Regions from separate parts of the Homo sapiens genome. Here all the other regions are linked to region 3. The links are chromatin contacts, found by Hi-C in ENCODE. All regions are on one chromosome and are shown on one strand. The core of a region is the stretch at or near the end of the contact, and the rest is flanking DNA. Distances in the headings are between cores, read along the strand shown.

Region 1 (3,842 bases), core at 1,263-3,762, 1.2 Mb before region 3:
CCTTACAGATGCATAGAGATCTTGGCCATTCTTTGTTGCAGCTGCATAGTGCTCCATTTTGTGGCAGTGCCGTATTGTTTTCAACCACTCTCCTATGTATAAACATTTAGGCCATTTCCAAGATTTTGCAATTACAAACCATGCTGCAATATGCTTTTTTTGCATACACGTTTTTGCAATGTTGGAAGTATGACTTCAAGCTAAATTCTTAGAAGTAGGATTGCTGAGTGAAAAAGTTAATAAATGCGTCATTTTGTTAGATAGTGCCAAAATCGGCCAGGTGCAGTGGCTCATGCCTGTAATCCCAGCACTTTAGGAGGCAGGAGGATCACTTGAGCCCAGGAGTTGTAAACCAGCCTAGGCAACATGGCGAAACCCCATCTCTATTAATTAAAAAAAAAAAAAAAAAGATATTGCCAAATTCCTTTCCAAAAAGACCGTATGTTTTCATGCCTACCAGCAGTTTGTGAGAGCGCTTCAAGTATCCTTTTAAACGAGAAGTGATGTTTCCGGAGCATTAAAACTGAAGTGATTTCAAAACCATGTTGCACTCACACGAACAGGTGTGCACTTAATGGACTAAACTAGTTCAGCTGACATGTCTTCTTCATTAGGAACAGTGTGGAGACTGAAAAACTAATTTAGCCTAGAGCAGCTATTTAATTGTAAAGTCTCCTTTCTCAAATATTGATTTACTATGTGAGGAAATATTTACTTTGTATAGAAGTGTGTGGAATTGGACGAGGGGGTTGACCTACACATGTGGTTTGGTATACACATATCCTCATTACAGAGGGTGTAATGAAGATATAGGTGGTTCAGCACCATAGGAAAGGGAAAAAAGAAAAAAAAAAGACGGTAGAGGTGGCCTCCCAAGCATCCACTCCCACTCCTCTTGTTAATGATTCACAATTTGTTGTTATTGTTGTCATTTACTGTTCTCCACACCTTTCCACAAGGCCTGTGTGCTTTGAAAAAATATGTCTCTACTCCGGATAGAAGTGGGGCACACAGGGCCAGGCGCGGTGGCTCACGCCTGTAATCCCAGCACTTTGGGAGGCCGAGGCAGGCAGATCACAAGGTCAGGAGTTCGAGATCAGCCTGGCCAATATGGTGAAACCCCATCTCTACTAAAAATACAAAAATTAGCCTGGCGTGGTGGCACGTGCCTGTAGTCCCAGATACTTGGGAGGCTGAGGCAGAAGAATCACTTGAACCCGGGAGGCAGAGGTTGCAGTGAGCCGAGATGGTACCACTGCACTCCAGCCTGGGCGAGAGTGCAATGAGACTCCGTCTCCAAAAAAAAAAAAAAAAAGAAAAAAAGAAAAGTAAGTGGGGCACACGATTCAGGCCTAAGCTAACCAGACCAACCTCATTCCTGATGGTTGTTAATGTTTCAGATACGGGCCCGCAGCCCTACGTAGAGAAGAGGCCAAGGTAGAAAACATGAATCTGAGGTAAAAAGAAATGAGGTACTTGTTTGCCTCATCAAGCCTCTCAATTAAACTAACCTTGAAGCCTGTCTTACCTTTGGACTTCTAGTGATGTCACCCGGTAAAGCCCATTTGTTTCAGGACGTAAGAGTTGGGTTTTCTGTGACTTGGAACCAAAACCATTCCAATTTACAAAATGAGCAACTTTAATATTACCCATGAGAAATACTTCATTGGTATATGCTCTTTCCTAGCGTTTTTGAAAACTAAACTAGGTGGGTGAAAAGTATATCTTTGCATGAAACTTTTTCATTCCAGAAAACATTTTGTCATCTTGATAATAATGGCCAATGCTACTATATCCAAATTTTTGTCTTTTTTTTTTTTTGAGACAGAGTCTCGCTCTGCCGCTCAGGTGTGATGGCGCGATCTCGGCTCACTGCAACCTCTGCCTCCCTGGTTCAAGCGATTCTCCTGCCTCAGCCTCCCTGAGTAGCTGGGATTACAGGCATGCGCCACCACACCTGGCTAATTTTTGTATTTTTACTGTAGACGGGGTTTCACCATTTTGGCCAGGCTGGTCTCGAACTCCCGACTTCCAGTGATCCTCCTGCCTACCTCAAAAAGCAACTTGATAAATCCACAGGCTCGGTATATTTTAAAAATTCTTTTAAATACAGTATACTTTTCTCTTTTTTTCCAGAATTAACCATGAATCGCACACACAGCCAGAGGCTTTTAACCCGAGAACGGACAAAGGGGCCTGCTTGTGCAATACAATTATTTTTAATGGTTAAACAAATTAATACATAAGACCAGCTTTACCTAATATAATAATAACGAACCAAAGTTTACAACAGACAAGAAAAGCACCAGCTGTCCCCGCCACCCCGGAGCGATCTCCAAGGGGACGCGGGAGAGCGCCGCGGGGGACGCGGAAGTCTGACGTCACAGGAACTGGGGGCGGGGCGGGGAGGCCCGCACACCCTATTGCGCATGCTCCCGCCTCCCCGGCCGCGGCCTGGCGCAGTGCGCACGCGCGCGGGTGGGCGGGTTTGACTGGCCGTAGAGTCTGCGCAGTTGGTGAATGGCGTTGGTGGCGGGAAAGTTGAGTCTCTCCTGCGCCGAGCCTTCGGGGCGATGTGTAGTGCCTTCCATAGGGCTGAGTCTGGGACCGAGGTGAGAGCCGCCGGGTTGGGAGTGAGGGAGATGGGAACAAGGCCGCCGGTGGGCGAGGGGAGCCGAGGGAACCCGGGGGATTGGGAGGCTTGGGGCGGCGCGGCCTGGCCGGGCTGGGACCGGCCTCTCGGCCTAGACGCCCGCGATGCTGGCACCCTCTGCCACCTCTCACCTGGGCCCCAGGGGTCCGCCCCTGGGCAGCCTGGAGTCCTCCGAGGTGGGAGGACCGGGCGGAGGTGGAGGAAGTCTTTCTTTGGAAGACTTGCTGCCTGCCCAGATCGATATAACATACGAGGTCTCTCCTCCCAAGAGTTATGGTCTAAAAACCCCTCACAAATTAACTACCGTTGGAAATGTCAAGCTATGCAAGAAAAGCTAGAAAAGGGGAGGGGTCGCCCGTTGGAGCATTTGGAGCTTTTCTGGAACAGGTGGTGTTTGCGGAGGTTGCCTCACCTCCCTGTAGCCCACGTGTCTCTGCTTAGGGCAGCTGGCCCTCGCCACCCCCTAGTATTCGTTTCCAGCCCAGGTAGCTCCAGAGCCACACAAGCCGGTGGATGCCCCTCAAGAATTGAACCAAGTGTCCAGCACTTACTGTGTGTCAACTACGTGTTAAGGGATAGGAGTAAGCAACAAAAGACATAACTTCTGCCATTAAAGAACTAGTAAGGGAGGCTGCTGTAAGAATTACAGTATTGCACAAAAGTTTGTTGTCCATTAGAGGGGCGGGCATCATGGAAGATGCAGGAGGAGATGACTGAAGTTTCAAGGACCATTTGAAATGGTTTGGCAAGGAGAGGATGACATTCAGAGCGGAGACAGTCGGGAGTACATGGATTCTGAATTAAGCAAGAGCATGGCTAATTTAGATAACTGCAAGTATTTCTGTAAAATTGGAACAAAGGGAGTGAGGGACAATAGGTTGGGAAGTAAGCGCTGAGCAGTGGGCAGGGTATGAAGGATCTTTTATGCAGATGAGAGAGGAAGCAATCTCAAAAGAGTCAGCAAACATTTTTGTGGAGGGCCATGTGGTAAATATTTAGGCTTTGCAGGCCATGCCGTTTCTGTCACAGCCACTCAACTCTGCTGTTCTAATGGGAAGGCAGTCATAGATAAATAAAGGCACATGGCAGCGTTCCAATAAAGCTTTGTTTTTTGGATTTAGCCTGCTGGCCATAGTTTGATAATCCCTGTTCCTAAAGAGTAGAACCACTGCTTAGTATAAGAACGGCT
Region 2 (3,896 bases), core at 884-3,383, 1.2 Mb after region 3:
GCAAGATGGCGAAACCTTGTCTTTACAAAAAAAATACAAAAAAATCAGCCAGCTGTGATGGCCTGTGCCTGTGGTCCCAGCTTCTTGGCAGTCTGAGGCAGGAAGATGGCTTGAGCAGGGAAGTGGAGATTGCAGTGAGCCGTGATTGCACCACTGCATTCCAGCCTGAGCAACAGAGCCAGACCCTGTCTCAAAAAAAAGAAGTTACTTGTGACACACATCACCACAGCTGACAACACATTGGAGGCCTACAACCACAACAAGACAAGATTCCAAGGGCTTCTAAGCTGAAGCACGGCCTTTTGGGCTGCACGCCTGCCCATAGTCGATCATGTGGGCAGCAGTCAGGAAAGCGCCCTAGCCAGGCCACATGGGAAGCAGGCACATCCCTGGGAGGCAAAAGGGAAAGCGGGCCAGGCCGGGGTGACGGCAGGGCGGGGTGATGGCACAATGCATGGAGGAGACTGTGGGGAGAGCTGTTCAGGAGGTGGCCCATGCCTAAGCCTCAAGTGGAAGAGGAGGAATGATGGAGAGCGCCTCCACAGTGAGCCTCTTTCCTCATACAGGTCCATGTGGGCTATTTTGGGGCAAATCTTCAGGCAAGTTTCTAGAGAAACTGAAGGAAAACACCAGAGGGGGCTGCCCAGGTAATGCTGACAATACAGGGAGGTGAGAGGATGAGCAGATCTCAAAGGTGACTGAGAGGCAGAGGGGAGAGACAAGGAAAAACCAAAGTAAAGTGAAGTTAGGGAAACCAAGAAAAGACTTTCCAAAAGCAGTGGTCAGCGGGGTCAAAGGTCCCTTCAGTGGGCGGTACAGCAGGAAGTGGGGGAGAAGCAGGAACCGGGAATGCTGGAGGTGGGGATGGGAGGGAAAAGGCTTGGCTCTGTCCCTAAACAGAGAGAAGGTGACCTGGGAAGAGCGGGGAGGCTAACTACACAGGGAAGAGAAGCTTCCTGGAGAAAGGGATCCAGGGCACAGGCGGTGGAAGGGATTGGCCTCAAGAGACCAGGAAGAACTCTCATTTTTCCTGACAGAGAAAGTAGGATGGGTCTGGTAGCAGGCAAGTCCTGGAGTGCTGTGCAGAAGGGAAGTGAGGCAGCTTATGCCTGAGAGCCAGGCATGTTGATTGCTCACGGGGAGCCGTACATCTGTAAAGGCAGCCAGCGGCTGGCTGAGTGATCTGGCTTAGCCTGGGCTGGGAAGCACCTCCGCACACTGGCTCAAGAAATTAGACCTATTCTTCTCGCTGCTCTCACCAAGCCTTTTCCCAAGTGCGTGCCCAGAAGGAAAGCGGCCACTCTTCTACTTCTCTTGTGCCTGCAAGAGAAGTAGAACCCCACCCTGGGCATTCCATGATTATGCCAGGCCTTTCTCACTCCGCCCAGTCCCTCTCCAGCCCCTCTGCTCTCAACTCCAGCACTGCAGGGGGACAGAGTGTCTACTCCACCCCCACCAGGCAGGGGATTTTAAGCACCTGCTGGGCCCTCAAGTCTCATCTTCCTCCACAACATCTGTGAGAAGATTGAAAGGTGGTGAGAGAAAGGGATAGGAGGAGATGAACGTGTGAAAGGAAAAGAGGAGAGCAAGCCATTGCATGTTTTGGGGTTTTGTCCCACACGCAAATTTGACTACTTATAAAGTCTAAGCAAGATGTTTTAAATAATAATCATGCATCATTAGGTTTCATACTGTGCAAAAAAAATGACACAAAGTGAGATCTGTTACAAACGACACGGCAGCACTCTGCTACTTTCTGGAAGCTTAGGGCTAACAATGGAGTCAGAGCATGGCATCCAGAGCCCGTCTCTGAGCACGGCCGTGATCCTGCTCCAGCACACGCCTCGGTTTCCTCGTCTACATTACGGGAATAGTAACAGCACCCGCCTCATGAGATTGTTAGTGTTAAACGAGTTAATTAATACCACAGTATTTCAGGGCAGTTCTCGGCACAGAGGGAGAGATGGGTAAGGGCTGGCTGTTCCGGAAGATTCTGGCCTCTCCCAGTGTGTTTCGGCGCGAGGGCACCGCTGGCCCAGCAGGTGGCCCCCCGGGGCCGGCACGGGCCCCGACAGCCGCCCCCTTCCCTGAACCTCGGCGGCCCAGTCCCCGCTTACCTGAGGGGTGGAGCCGGCAGCCTGCGGAGCCACTGGCCAAGCTGGGAAGTCCGGCGCAACTCCGCACCGCAGAGCCGGCGCCTCCTCGGCAGGTAAGAGCCGCAGCCCCGCCGCCCGCCGCCTGGCGGCCCCTGACCCCTGGGCCGCGTGCCCACCACCCAACTTGTTGGCCAGCGTGCTTCTCCCAGCGCCGCAGGCCTGAGCTCCCGGAACGCGCCCAGGGGGCCTGGCCAAAGGCCGTAGTGGGCGCTCTGGATTCCGGGATGCGCCAGGGGTTACTTCCGGAAGCGCAGCCTGCGGGGGTCTTCGCGCGCACCCCCCGCCTCGCAGTTGGTACGTTCCTCCTACCTGCGGTGCCTGAGTGCGCAGGCGTGGGCAGCGAGGCGGTGCGGCCGGAAGCGAAGGGGCCGTGAGGTCAACAGTCGGTAATCGTTTATCGGTGCGGCCTTAGAGAAAGGACCTCCAAGCCCTTGTTCAATACATGTTGGGTGGTGGTCACAGGTGCCAGTCTCCGGACGGATGGCGGCCTAGATTTCCTCCCGGACTCGGTGGCACCCAAGGCCCCCTGCACGCCGGCGCTGTGCGTGCCAGGCTGACCGCCCGAGTGCGACCCGGACCTCGTCCGCACGTGCAGATGGAAGGGGCCACAAAGACGATAAGGATCCAGGTCTCCCGCGTGGAAGGCTCATCTATCGGTCGGTTCAGGAAATCCACCCAGGGTGTCTCCTGGTGTTATCAGAAAGGGGTCCCGATCCAGGCCCTAAGAGAGGGTTCTTGGATCTCATGCAAGAAAGAATTCAGGGCAAGCCCATAGAGTAAAGTGAAAACAAGTTTATTAAGAAAGCAAAGAAGTAAAAGGATGGCTACTCCATAGGCAGAGCAGCTCCAGGGCTACTGGTTACCCATTTTTTGGTTATTTCTTGATTATATGCTAAACAAGGGTTGAATTATTCATGAGTTTCAGAGAAAGGGGTGGGCAGTTCCCGGAACTGAGGCTTCCTCCCCTTTTTAGACCATATAGAGTATTTCATGATGGTGTCATGGCGTCTGTAAACTGTCATGGTGCTTGCTGGTGGGAGTGTCTTTTAGCATGCTAATGCATTATAATTAGTGCATAATGAGCAGTGAGGACCACCAGAGGTCCCTCCCATTGCCATATTGGTTTTGGTGGCGTTTAGCCAGCTTCTTTACTGCAACCTGTTTTATCAGCAAGGTCTGTATGACCTGTATCTTGTGCCAACCTTCTGTCTCATCCTGTGACTTAGAATGCCTAACCTCCTATGAATGCAGCCTCATTTTACCCAGCCCTTATTCAAGATGGAGTAATTCTGGCTTAAACACCTCTGACACTGGGGCAAATGCCTGCTGCCTGATGACTCCCACAAGTCCTTAACACCTAACCCAGAGAACATCTGGGCCTGCATCCACTCTGGTGCTCTGCCACTCCTGCAGCTACAAATTGTGTGGGAGCCGAAGAAGTCATGTTCCCTGGACGAGCACAAAATGCCTGTTTGTCCCATGTTGGTTCCACATGTGCACCAAAGTGAACAACTTTTGTCTCCCTGGCTACCTTGAACTTCTTTCCACCTCCTCAGTTGGACATATTCAAGGGGCTGGCCCGGGGGCAGGCTTCCCTAGTCTTCCCAGGGGCAACCTCAGCTTTTCCCATATCTTTCAGATGACCCTTCTCCTGCCCCAAGCAAATTAATGCCAAGCCAGTCTAGTTCTCCAGCTTGGGCTACAGCTGGGACCCCTGCCCAAGAATAGTGATTTTTATCT
Region 3 (3,904 bases), core at 502-3,001:
GGGCGCCTGTGGTCCCAGCTACTCGGGAGGCTGAGGCAGGAGAATGGCGCGAACCCGGAAGGCGGAGCTTGCAGTGAGCCGAGATTGCGCCACTGCACTCCAGCCTGGGCGACAGAGAGAGACTCCGTCTCAAAAAAAAAAAAGAAAGAAACTACAGTAAATCCCAACATGCAATAATACATATATAGCATATCTATAAACATATATATCTACACGTGCACTTACACAAACTTACCCTTACTCATTTTTTTAACTCACCACTGTACTAATGAGGACACATACTTACCCTTACTATGCATAACGCAGTTTTCTATTCTGTTCTATTTTTTTTAAAAAAAGGTAAAACTAAACTGATTTTATAATGCAAGGAATTTAGTAGCATCTGTTCAAAAACACCGTGGTGAGGGTATCCGAATCCACAGGATAAAAACGACACATTTTACAGGAGAGTGCATTTTAAGACCTTTATTTTAAAATACTTAAAATAACTATAGCGTAAACCTCAACATTTCATGGAAACATAGAACTTCCAGACATTGATCACTTCTGGCTGGCTGCCTGGGGCTTCCATCTGTAGATCCCCGAGGACAAGAATGCACACCCCAGCCCCTCATCGGAGTGCTTCCGTGGGAAAGCTGGAGGGAGTCGCTCTTGGGTTGGGTGTTCCAAGTCGACTCCAGTCACCTCTAAACCTTCCTACGCTGGAATACAAGGCCTGCCACTCAGCTTCCCCTGGCTTCATTCCTCCCCACCGATCACTGGCAAAGGGCGAAGGGCCATGCCCGGCCTCTGCAGGTCCCCACTGCCAAACAGCCTGGGCAGAATAGGGGCGGGTTCCCCGGCGCGGCGGAGTCTCTGCTAACTCGGCAAGTGCCAAGCCCTCCAGCAGCCACCACGCCGGGCCTGCCTGCAGGCTGGTCCCTCAACGGCACCTGCGTTCCCGGCCGGGCTTCCCTTCCCGCGCCCCTCTGCACTGCACCCCTGGGAAGGCTGTGCCCACACCACGGTCTCCGCCCGTCCACACCGCGGCCCGAGGCGTTCCTGGCACCCGGCTCGGGCCTGCCCGCCGCACCAGCCGCCCCGGTGCTGGCGGAGAACCGGCTTCCCGCCCCGGCGCTGTTCCAGGAGGTGCGCCGAGCTCCGCGCGAAGCGAAGCGGACACCAGAACTGACGAGGCTCGCCCTGTTTTTAATGAAATTCCTAACACTTTGAATTAACGCAGACTCCATGCTTCCCACAGTCCTTCGGCCGTCGGTGACGCTTAGTCACCACTACATCCTCAAACCCAGACACGAACGCTAACGCAGCTCAAGGAGAATTTTCAAAAAACCCCGAGGGAGGAGCCAGCCCACCCGCCCAGGCCACGCGCCTCGCGCCCTTCACGGGCTCAGCGGGCGCGAACCCGCCAACCGCTTAGCGTTTCGCCAATCACCGCACCTCCCACCTATTGCCCCGCCCTGCGCTCCGTTCTGGCCAATCACCAGGGAGCCACCGTTTGTCTCTCCGCCTCTCCCGCCCGCCCCTAACCGGTTGGAAGTTTGAAGCCTTCAAACCTAGCCGGCGCCCAACAGCGCGGTAGCAGCGAGGTGTATTTTTAGCTCCCGGGCGGGCAGCCCCGCCCCCCCCTCCCCGCCTCCTTGTTTCCCCCAATGGGAGATGGAGTTTCCGACACGTCATCGCGCGGCTGTGCAGGAGCTGTCCAATCGGCGCTCGGGGAGAATGGCGTAATTAAAAAGCGGCGGAAGAAGGTGGGAGGGTCATGACGCAGCGAGTTTCAGTCGTGACTTTTCTGGGGGCATCGCGGCGTCCCCTTTTTTTGCCTTTAAAGTAAAACGTCGCCCCGACGCACCCCCCGCGTATTTCGGGGGGCGGAGGCGGCGGGCCACGGCGCGAAGAGGGGCGGTGCTGACGCCGGCCGGTCACGTGGGCGTGTTGTGGGGGGGAGGGGCGCCGCCGCGCGGTCGGTTCCGGGCGGTTGGGAGCGCGCGAGCTAGCGAGCGAGAGGCAGCCGCGCCCGCCGCCGCCCCTGCTCTGTATGCCGCTCTCTCCCGGCGCGGCCGCCGCCGATCACAGCAGCAGGAGCCACCGCCGCCGCGGTTGATGTGGTTGGGCCGGGGCTGAGGAGGCCGCCAAGATGCCGCAGTCCAAGTCCCGGAAGATCGCGATCCTGGGCTACCGGTCTGTGGGTGAGTGGCCGGTGGCCGCGCGGCCTCCTCGCGCCGCCGGGGCCTCGCCTGGGAGCCGGGTCGCGGCCGGGCCTGCGAAGTTTGGAGCCGGCGCGGCCATGTGGCGGGGCGGGCGGGGGCCGCGCGTTTCGTAACCACCATTCTGAGCGGAGGTGGTGGCGGTCGGGGCGGCGTCCGCGCCGGTGGAGGAGCCGCGGTAGCTGGGCGCCCTCCGCGGGCCGGGCGGGCAGGTGGCGGCCGGGCGGAGGGCGTGGGAGGCGCGGGGCGGGGGCCGTCGGCCGCCGAGGAGTCCGGGTCTCGTCTGGGGAAGTGAGGCGGCGCCGGGGAGCCGCGCTAGAGGCTGCCGCGAGGGAGTCACACCTGCCTCCCCGCCTTCGCCGCGGGCGCGCGTGACCGGGGCTGGCGGTCTCCCCCACCCCGCCCCCGATGTAAGGAAAAGAAAGTCCGTGGGATTTTAACAAAGGAAGCAGCGCCTCGGCTTCATTCCATCTGTGGTGAAGTTTACCCTTGTAAAGAAAACTAGGGATTTAGAGGACGTTTGGGCACTGAACGCAAGTTTTCTGCATAGGAAACCTAGGCGATCCCCCAAAAGAGGTCCCTCTGGAGGCCCTCGAGATGCTGCTGGCGGCCTGGGTAGGAAGACAGAGAAAAAGGAATGTCTGATCTCTCGGTGCCCTATTTTTGTTCGGGAAGGAATAAGGTCAGGTACTTGCAACCAGGCTGTTGAAGTAATTCCAAAGTCTTTTTGTTTTCTTTTTCTTCCCCCAAAAGGTTGACATACATTTGAAACAGTTCCTAGCAGTCGCCTTATTGCTGAATAAGGTGGCTTAGGGTCGGGTTGGGGGGCGGACGGGGTGTTACAGAACGAGCGGTTTTCTGGCCTGTGTGAAACCAGAGCGATTGAACTTAGACACGCTTCAGGGTGAGGCTGTATTGTCTCCCGACATCCGGAAGCCTGGAGAAATTAGTTCATCTTTTCGGGCTGTTTTGAAGTAACTGTCTATAGAAGGCGTGCACCGGGCCACAGTTGAGGGGATGGGGAGGTGAAAGCGAGGGTTCCGAGGCTCCCGTGATTGCGGAACGGGGTGACTATCTGTCATGGGAAGCTTGTACCTGCCTGCCGCTCACTGGATGCACTCCCCAACTGCGCTTTCCACCGCCTGTGCCAGGGTCTGTGCTCTTTGACCAAGATCAGCCACTGCATGCTTACTCATCCTTTTACCACCTCTCCGTCGAGAGCCGGGGGGAAATTAAGGGCTGAAAGAAGCTTGGCTAGAGATGCGGGGTGCCTAGAGTCGTAGGGGAACTCTTGTGCGATGCGGTGCTGAATCCGAGGGGATGCATAGGTGGCAGCTTTAACAGCTGCAGCCAGGAAGTAACCATGAATCAAATGGAGGGGTTCAAAGTCACTAATTGTTCAAATATCAACATGGAACCTGGGATCCAGCCTTTATTGGCAGCCTGAATCCATGCTCTTGTCTCTGTTCTCTTGATTTCCTCCTCTGCATTTTGAGGAGTTGGGACCGCGAGGTGTTCTGGCTCTTGGGTGAGCCTTCCCTAGTCAGTCAAGTAAGTACTTATTGGCAACTATTTGGAAATAGTAGTCCCTGAATAATCACGTTATAGGCAACAAGTACCTCGGCTACCTGATTTCAACCCAAGAGAATGACCTAAAGATCTTGACTGATTTACCCTTTTCAAATGTCGAAATGGTAGCT

What was found. Hi-C counts contacts between places; a loop is a spot of excess contacts on that map. Pooled maps may share reads with other maps.
Region 1: a loop to region 3 is called in a map of naive thymus-derived CD4-positive, alpha-beta T cell, with 8 times the contacts of the local background. The contact joins the promoter of XRCC2 here to the promoter of RHEB in region 3. A Hi-C loop is called at or near these places in 1 of 168 maps with a recorded cell type or tissue (naive thymus-derived CD4-positive, alpha-beta T cell), 2 of 37 single-sample maps with no recorded cell type and 13 of 50 pooled maps.
Region 2: a loop to region 3 is called in a pooled map, with 11 times the contacts of the local background. The contact joins the promoter of ACTR3C here to the promoter of RHEB in region 3. A Hi-C loop is called at or near these places in 2 of 37 single-sample maps with no recorded cell type and 6 of 50 pooled maps.

What each region holds. Positions count from the first base shown.
Region 1 is chr7:152,674,811-152,678,652 of GRCh38, reverse strand. XRCC2 (X-ray repair cross complementing 2) reads left to right here and starts at 2,512. Exons shown (of 3, transcript NM_005431.2): 1 at 2,512-2,612. The coding sequence starts at 2,574. RefSeq lists silencers at 2,266-2,735, 3,036-3,125 and an enhancer at 2,191-3,035.
Region 2 is chr7:150,321,782-150,325,677 of GRCh38, reverse strand. It overlaps ACTR3C (actin related protein 3C), which reads left to right and starts at 2,133. Exons shown (of 8, transcript NM_001164458.2): 1 at 2,133-2,209. It overlaps LRRC61 (leucine rich repeat containing 61), which reads right to left and starts at 2,323. Exons shown (of 3, transcript NM_001142928.2): 1 at 2,118-2,323. RefSeq lists enhancers at 1,494-1,563, 2,884-2,943, 2,994-3,103 and a silencer at 1,954-2,273.
Region 3 is chr7:151,517,742-151,521,645 of GRCh38, reverse strand. RHEB (Ras homolog, mTORC1 binding) reads left to right here and starts at 1,751. Exons shown (of 8, transcript NM_005614.4): 1 at 1,751-2,186. The coding sequence starts at 2,135. RefSeq lists silencers at 1,301-1,350, 1,391-1,740, 1,911-2,070, 2,241-2,360, 2,071-2,500 and 1 more and an enhancer at 3,571-3,620.